Regions from separate parts of the Homo sapiens genome. Here region 1 is linked to region 2. A link is an interaction called in ENCODE POLR2A ChIA-PET data of the cell type or tissue named here. Cell type or tissue: OCI-LY7. All regions are shown on one strand. Each heading gives the region's core, and the rest is flanking DNA. Links, peaks and the distances in the headings are about the cores only. Region 1 overlaps MACROD1 (mono-ADP ribosylhydrolase 1). Region 2 overlaps LOC124902686 (a long non-coding RNA gene).

Region 1 (4,384 bases), core at 234-4,233, 100 kb before region 2:
CAGGATCCTGAACATGCCCCTTTCCATCTGGGAGCCTCCTGCAGGGTCAGGGAGATGCCACCCTGGGGCAAAAGGGGTCACTTCCCATTAAATCAGTTGGGCTCCTGACCACTGTACCCCTCTCCTTAAGGTTGAAAAGGGAGGTCCAGGAATTCAAGACCCCACCCTAGCCACCTGTGTGCGGACAGGGGGTTCTGGCTTTGGGGAAGGCCTGGGCTCCACTGTGGCTTCAGGAAGCACCTTGGTCTCTCTGGGCCTCTTTCTCTCACTTGGAGAAAACGGTTGGTGAGGCTGACCCCACAGGGCAGCGCATGAGGGTCTGAGGCCATGAGCCTGGACCATTCTGATCCACATGCCAGCTCCAGCCTCTCAGGGACTCCTGGACCATGTCTAGATAGGCTGGGACCTGCCTGGCTGGCCCTTGGCCCCTCCCTCCAGGTGACATCCCATCACCCTGTTTAGACAGAAGTCATCTTTCTGGGTCTAAACCGTTCCCTGGGCACTATCCCAAGCTTGACACTTTATACCCATCATTTCTTCATTGCAATCCAATATTGTTTCCATTTTACAGATGGAAGCAACCGAAGCTCAGAGAGGCTAAATAACTTCCCCAAAGCTGCCCAGCTAGTAGGTGGCAGGGCCCCAGCTGGGCTCAAACCGAGGGAACAGGCAGAGGTGGAGGGATGATCTGGCCTGCTGCCCTCCTTCCCTCAGCAGCCAGATCCTTGTCCCATTCCATCCTGATATGGAGTGACAACCTACACAGCTCTGGCTGAGAAGAAGGGGGACCCCGAATCTGGCCCTGGCTGCTGCTGCTTCTTTTTTTTGAGATGGAGTTGCGCTCTTCTTGCCCAGGCTGGAGCGCAGTGGCACAATCTCAGCTCACTGCAACCTCCACCTCCCAGGTTCAAGGGATTCTCCTGCCTCAGCCTCCCAAGTAGCTGGAGTTATAGACTTGAGCCACCATGCCCAGCTAATTTTGTACTTTTTTAGTAGAGACGGGGTTTCACCATGTTGGTCAGGCTGGTCTCAAACTCCTGACCTCAAGTGATCCACCCGCCTCGGCTTCCCAAAGTGTTGGGATTGCAGGCGTGGGCCACTGTGCCCGGCCTGGCCCTGTCTTCTTGGCATGCTGCTACCTCAGGCTGGGGTGAAGGAAGCCCTGGTTCCAAGTCGCTCTCTCAATCCCTCCTTCCCACAGCCTCCTGGTGGATCCAGCCTGCAGCCAGAGGCCTCTCCCTCAAGCACAGGCTGGCCCTGCCAGTCACCTGCCCCTGCCCTGACCCCAGCGACCTTCCCAGCTCCCAACACATCACCCTTCCCTTGCTGTGCTCCTGCCCCTCCATCTCACCATGCAGGGTCCTGCTTCCTTAGCAAGACCCTCCAGCCCTCACCAGGTGCCCCCATGACCCTCCACTGCATGGGTCAAAAGACCCCACATGCCATGCTCTGACTTGGGGTTAGGGACAGGGACAGGTCTGGAGTCTCCCTGGTGCCCAGAGCAGCCTGGAGACCGTGATTGTCTCCAGTGCCCACAGCAGTGCTTGGCACATCACAGGTGGTCAACTGTACTGGATGGATGGATGGACGGATGGATGGACGGACGGACGAATGGATGGATGGACGGATGATGTCTCATCTGTGCCGGGCCCTGTGCTGGCACTGGGGTCTGGAGACATAGTTGCTTCTCTAAGTTCTCGGCCAGAGAACTTAGTCATCCTCACAACAGCCTTATTGGACAGATACTATCATTATCTCCATTTTCCAGAGGAGGAAGCTGAGGCACAGAGAGAGACGAAATCGCCTAAGAACACACAGCTCAGAAAGAGGTTGGTCCTCCATGTTTTCAGGAGCCGGAGGTTTGATCCAGGACAACACTGCGATGAGCATGTTGTTGTTGGCAGAGCTAGCTAAGGTGGGACCCAGGCTCTGGGCTCCCGTCCCTCCTACTGCGTGAGCAGCCCCCCGGTCCTCCTGCAAGCCTCTTCCTGCCTCCATCCCTTGCCTTCCCAAGCTGCCACACTTACTCATCGGCTTGGGGCTAAGACTTCTTCATGTGGAAGGGATCAGCACGGAGAGAATTTTCACAGCTGGGTTATCACCTCCTAAAAATAGGGCTGAGTGACGGATGGGAGCTGTCGCTAGGCCCTTGAGCTGTGGGGAGTAGATGGGAGGGAGGGAGATAGGGCAGGGTAGGGGGGTCCACAGACCCCAGACCCCACAGGCCTCAGCCCAGTGCCCTCCACCTCAGTCCAGCCTCGGGTAGGCCTGAACCCCTTCTCCCTGATGATGGAGAAACTGTTCTGCAGCTGAGGTCTTCAGAACTGGGTCTGAGCCTCCAGGAGGAGCTACCTGGAAAGGCACCAGCCACAGGGACCCAGTGATTCATTTGCCCAACAGGTACCCCAGGCGGCCAGCTGGAAATGTTTGCATCCAGGGGGTCAGGGAGGCCAGCACCATCTCTCAGGGGCTGTGCTTCCAGAAGCAATGTCTGGGAATTGGGGGCCCCTGTCACGGGGCTGCCCTGCCCTCTGTCCCTCCCCAGCTGTGCCCCGTCCTCGGATTTTCCCCCCAAGCTTCTTGGTTTTTAAAGACCCATCAGCCTTGCCTCAGGACCCAGGTACTGATGGGCATTTGTGGAGACAGACTAGGCTGCAGGCCGCATGTGGGAAGGTGAGGGGCGGGGCAGGGGGGGTCCCTCACTCCCAGTGCACATGTGCACACATTCCACCTAGACACAGACTGACGGGCACACACGAACAGAACTCATAGATGGACGCTCAGAGGCACATGCTGGCACACCCCCACCTGCCGTGCCCCCTTGTTGTCTGGGAGCATCAGCATTCAAACAGGTCTCAGGGGGTCACTACCCCTCACTGCATTGCCGAGGGAGGAGTCCCCAGCCCGTGGCTGGACTGGGCCCTGGCTGGGCCTCCGGCCGCCGCTCGGACATTTGGGCAAGGAGTCTCCTTTGGCTATGGGTGGGCTTCAGGAGCCCAGGGCCCCCTGATTGGTGGCAACAGCAGATATGTTTAGGCCCTTAGACCCTCTGGGGACTGTGGCCTGCAGCCAGCTAAGCCCTGATGGGCCCGTGCTCAGCCTGGCCTCCTTTCCCCTGCCTCCTCCTCAGCGGGGGTCCCAGACGCTCTCCCCGTGCCCAAGGCCCAGGCATCGGGCACAGGGAGGTACAGCAGCTCTGGGAATGGCCTTCCCTTTCACAGTCACACTGCCCTGCGCACCTGCCGGCTTGGGGCTGCAGGCAGCACTCCTTTCCTTCCTCTCAACCTCAACCCTCCTTGTGCCCAGCTCTGTGCCCGCCCCAGAGATGCAGAAAGAACTGGCCATGCCCATGCCCAGTAGGACGTGCCCTCCAGAAGGGAGGTGGGCAGGTGTGCTCTCAGCACAGGTCCCAGGCATGAGACCCCTGCCCTGGCCTCTTCTCCAGCCTGGACCCCTGCCTGCAGGCCTGCCTCCCCTCCCAGTCCCTGGCCCGTCTGCGTTCAGCAGCTGCTCTCAGGGGGCTGAACGGCTGCAGAATTACAATATTAAATGCAGCTGCACCGAAACATGGCCTCAATCCAATTACGCCAGGAAACAAGAGGAGCCACTTAGGCTAATCTGGTTATTCCACCCCGGCCTCCCCTTGCAGCATCGGAGGGATACCCGGGAGGGGAGCTGTCTGGGTGGGCAGTGGTGTGAGCGCGGCCCTGTGCCCCACAGGGTCCCATGGGGGGTGGCCACAGGATTGCCTGGCCCTCTCCTGAGGTGATCATGGCTCCTGCATCCTTGTCCTACAAATATGTGCTCTTCACCGAGCTTTGAGGTGCCCCAGCAGCAAAGGGGGAGCCAGGCTTTGCCCTCAGGGAGGGCACCCCAAGCTGGGGAGACAGGCCACAAGGAAACCCAAAAGACGGGTGACTGCAGGGGGGGAGGCCTCTCTGAGCAGGGGGTGTGGGGGCAGGGGCCAGCTTGAGGACACATAGCTGGCCGTGGAGACTGTCTCGGCAGAGGGGACAGCGAGAACTCAGAGTGGGAGTTTGGCAGGTTCCAGGACATATCTTTATGCCAGTGCGGTTAAGGGTGGTGAATGGCGGAGACAGAGGTCTGTAGACTCCGACAAGGAACATGGATTTGTTCTGAGGGGAGGGTGGTGATGGGACTGGGTTCCCAGGGGCTTGCTGAGCCGCTGTGCGGACAGACCGGGGGCGGTGGGGAGGCGCTGCTGTCTCCTGGCAAGAGATGGTGCAGTGGGGGGCGGTGGACGGGAGGGAGGGAGGTGGTTGGATTCATTGGATTTGGAAAGGACTTGCTGACGACTGTGTGTGGGATGAGGGAAGAGGGTGTGTAGGGAGCCCCACGGCCCCTTCCTGCTCTGGCATGTGGC
Region 2 (4,384 bases), core at 140-4,139:
TTTTAACAACATAGAAATAAAGTAAAAAGTGAAAGCCAGCAGGGTGCTGTGGCTCAGGCCTGGAATCACAGTACTTTAGGAGGCCAAGGCAGGAGGATCGCTTGAGCCTGGAAGTTCAAGACCAGCCTGGGAAACATAGTAGGACCCTGACTCCACAAAAAATATTGGCCGGGCGCGGTGGCTCACGCCTGTAATCCCAGCACCTTGGGAAGCTGAGGCGGGCAGACCATCTGAGGTCGGGAGTTCGAGAGCAGCCTGACCAACATGGAGAAACCCCGTCTCTACTAAAAATACAAAATTAGCCGGTCATGGTGGTGCATGCCTGTAATCCCAGCTACTTGGGAGGCTGAGGCAGGAGAATTCTTGAACCCGGAAGGCAGAGGTTGTGGTGAGCCAAGATCACGCTATTGCACTCTAGCCTGGGCAAAGATAGCTAAACTCCGTCTAAAAAAAATGAAAGTAAAAATATTAGCTGGGCGTGCTGGTGCACCTGTAGCCCCAGCTAATCTGGGGGCTGAGGCTGGAGAATCACTTGAACCCAGGAGTTCAAGAGTAGCCTGGGCAACATAGTGAGACCCTGTTTCTACAAAAAAAAAAAAAGTGAAAGCCCTTGTTATGGGCTGAATCATGTCTGCCTGAATTCCTATGTTGAAGCCCTAACCCCCAGTAGCTCAGAATGTGACTGTATTTGCATATAGGGCCTTTAAAGGGGTAATTAAGGCTGGGTGCAGTGGCTCACACCTATAATCCCATCACTTTGGGAGGCCGAGGCAGGTGTATCACCTGAGGTCAGGAGTTTGAGACCAGCCTGACCAACATGAAGAAACCCTGTCTCTACTAAAAAATACAAAAATTAGCTTGGTGTGGTGGTACACGCCTGTAATTCCAGCTACTTGGGAGGCTAAGGCTGGAGAATCACTTGAACCCGGGAGACAGAGGTTGCAGTGAGCTGAGATCGCGCCACTGCACTCAAGCCTGGGTGACAGAGCGAGACTCTGTCTCAAAAAAAGAAAGAAAAAAAAAGAGGTAATTAAGTTAAAATCAGGCCATTAGGGTGAGCCCTACTCCAGTCTGACTGGTGTCTTTTTTTTTTTTGAGATAGAGTCTTGCTCTGTTGCCCAGACTGGAGTGCAGTAGCATGATCTCAGCTGACTGCAACCTCTGCCTCCCAGGTTCAAGCAATTCTCCTGCCTCAGCCTCCCGAGTGGCTGGGACTACAGGCGCCTGCCACCACGCCCGGCTAATTTTTGTATTTTTAGTAGACACGGGATTTCACCATGTTGGCCAGGCTGGTCTCCAACTCCTGACCTCAAGTAATCCACCCGCCTCAACCTCCCAAAGTGCAGGGATTACAGGTATGAGCCACTGCGCCTGGCCTGACTGATATCCTTTTAAGAGGAAAGTTCGGGGCTGGGCGCAGTGGCTCACACCTGTAATCTCAACACTTTGGGAGGCCGAGATGGGTGGATCACTTGAGGTCAGGAGTTTGAGACCAGCCTGGCCAATATGGTGAAATCCCATCTCTATTAAAAATACAAAAATTAGCCAGGCATGGTGGCACATGCCTGTAATCCCAGCTACTCGGGAGGCTGAAGCGGGGGAATCACTTGAGCCCAGGAAGTGGAGGTTGCAGTGAGCTGAGATCACGCCACTGTACTCCAGTCTGGGTGGACTCCATCAGAAAAAAAAGGGGTGGGGGGGGGCGGAAAGTTGGACACACAAAGAGACATTAAGGATGCTGGAGTGCAGAGGAGGGACCACGTGAGGATGCAGGAAGAAGGCAGCCATCTGCAAGCCACGGGGAGAGGCCTCGGAGGAAACCACACCTGCTGATGCCTTGAACCTGGGCTTGCAGCCTCCAGAACTGTAAGAAAATACATTTCTGTTGTTTAAGCCACCCCATCTGTGGCATTCTGTTATGACAGCCCCAGCAAACTATCACAGCACACCGCCTCCCTGTTCCCAGTCCACAGAGGTAATTCCTGTAGCCACTGGCTGCGTATCGTAGATTTTTTCCCTGCATGTATAATCATATGTGAAGAGATACACACATAATTTTATTTTTACAAAAATAGGATTCAGCCATACACACTGTTCCACAACTACTATGCTTTTTTTTTTTTTTTTTTTTTTTAACTCACAACACTTCTGACACCAAATGTGTGGGTTTTTTTTTCCCACATCGACCAACTCTCCAACACCATCTGGGTGTCCTACAATTGAATCCATTCTGATACTATCAACCTGGAGTTGGCATCAGCTCCCACACGTTAAGGGCCCAGTCCCACAAGACTACCCCCACTTCAAACTCCAGGAGCAAGTCCTGGGTCCCCCATACTTCTGACATATGAATTGGGGGTTCCCATGACCCCCTCCTCAGGTTCAATAATTTGCTAGAACAGCTCACAGGAAAACAGTTTACTTTTTTTTTTTTTTTTTTTGAGACAGAGTGTCTCTGTCTGGAGTGCAGGAGTGCAGTGGTGCTCGCTGCAGCCTTGAACTCCTGGGCTCAAGCGATCCTCCAGCCTCAGCCTCCCAAGTAGCTGGGAGTACAGGCATGTGCCACTGCACCCAGCCTAACTTACTATTGCCGGTTTATCATAAAGGATAGAAGTTCAGGAACAGCCAGATGGAAGAGATGCATAGGACAAGGTGTGGAAGGCAGGATGCAGAGCCTCCAAGTGCTCTCTGATCACTCCACCCTCCCAGCACCTCCATGTGTTCTTCTCTGAACCCTGTCATTTAGTTGTTTTTTTTTTTTTTGAGATGGAGTTTTGCTCTGTCACCCAGGCTGGAGTGCAGTGGTGCAATCTTGGCTCACTGCAACCCCTGCCTCCCGCCCAGGTCAAGCGATTCTCCTGCCTCAGCCTCCTGAGCAGCTGGGGCTACAGGCGTGTGTCACCACATCCAGCTAATTTTTTGTATTTTTAGTAGAGACGGGGTTTCACCGTGTTAGCCAGGCTGGTCTTGAACTCCTGACCTCAGGTGATCCATCCGCCTCAGCCTCCTAAAGTGCTGGGATTACAGGCGTGAGCCACTATATCCGGCCTCATTTAGGAGTGTTAGGGCGGCTTCATTATACAGGTATAATTGATTAATTCTTGACCACTGGTAATTAACTCAATGTCCACCCCATCTCCCCTCCCCAGGGTTTGAACCCTCTAATCATTTACTGGGTTCCCCTTCTCCTGGCTACCACCCTCATGCGCCAAGAGTCACCTCATTAGCATAAATTTATGGTTGAAAGGGGCTCATTATGAGTAACAAAAGATGCTCCTCTCCCACCATCACTCAAGAAATTACAAGTGTTTCAGGAGCTCTGTGCCAGGAACTGGAAGTGAAACCCAAATATGCATACTTATATTCACAATATCACAACCACTAACTTTTTTCATTCTACCATATGTCCTTGCCATGTCAATATCTACCCAAATGTTGTTTCTTCACACTTGCCAATATCCCATCCTATGGAGGCAGCATCGTGTTTTCCAGTGTCCTCCATAGTTGGACTCAGGTGGTTTCCATCCCTTTTGCTGTCCCAGACAGTGCTGTGTGAGACGTCCTGTGCCACCAGGGTAGGGTCCCTGCGGGAGACATTCCTAAGAGCAGAATCACTTTTGTGTTTTCAATAGCTATTGCTAAGCGTACCTTCCTACGGGCGGTGTAGAAGAGGCACGTATCCCACCCACGTCCACACAGGCACACTCTCTACCACTTGGTATTTCTCAACAGAGGTGCTGGGAAGGAGACAGTGGGGTTGGGCCATTTGGATCTGAGGGGCTACAACAATTCGGCTCAGAAAAGAATAAGCAGAAAAGGGAGTGAGGAAGCCCAGAGGGAAGGTCCAAGGGACCTTCTGGGAAAGGCTGAGGGACCCCCAGGGCAGCGGAGGGTGACCAGTTCCATTGGCTCATTCAACAAACACTAAGCACTGACAATGCCCCGGGCTCTGCACTGGGGTCCAGCACATGGCAATGAAAGAAACGTCTTCCTCGTGGGAAGAAGTCGACACACAAAAGTCATTTCACAGAGTGCTTGGATCAGTGGGCTGGGGCGGCTGGAGAGGAGCAGATGCAACAAGCACTAGCATGACACTGGCTCATGAGAATTCCTGAGAATTTCTGCCATACGTGGCGAAGGGGAAAGTGCAGGAACAAATCCTTGGACATGACTGTTCTAGTTACCTACTGCTGTGGAACAAACTACCTTAAGCTACCTTGCTTTTCTGGCTGGGAACAATAGCAATTTAATTCCTTCTCAAGATTTTGTGGGTCAGGGCTCAGCTAGGTGATTCTTCTGCTCCATGTGGGCTTGACTAGGGTCACTCAGTGGGATTCGCTGGAGACTGGGCTGGGCTAGAGGGCCCAAGACAGCTTCCTTCATG

The links. Peaks named below come from ENCODE experiments on the same cell type or tissue, not always from the same donor. Only the 100,000 strongest peaks of a DNase experiment are listed, where the experiment ranks them.
Region 1: POLR2A ChIA-PET joins it to region 2 with 5 read pairs; 4 of 35 experiments call an interaction of 5 or more read pairs at or near these places.

The regions. Positions count from the first base shown.
Region 1 is chr11:64,074,863-64,079,246 of GRCh38, forward strand. All of the region lies in intron 3 of MACROD1 (mono-ADP ribosylhydrolase 1), which reads right to left. The region is part of intron 1 of FLRT1 (fibronectin leucine rich transmembrane protein 1); the gene reads left to right. Among named protein-coding and RNA genes, the nearest start is that of FLRT1, 41 kb to the left of the region's middle. In OCI-LY7, for the core only: no CTCF peak of the experiment used is centred there; no DNase peak of the experiment used is centred there.
Region 2 is chr11:64,175,132-64,179,515 of GRCh38, forward strand. It overlaps LOC124902686 (a long non-coding RNA gene), which reads right to left. Exons shown (of 2, transcript XR_007062712.1): 2 at 1-1,864. Among named protein-coding and RNA genes, the nearest start is that of STIP1, 8.8 kb to the right of the region's middle. In OCI-LY7, for the core only: no CTCF peak of the experiment used is centred there; a DNase peak (open chromatin) is centred at 1,820.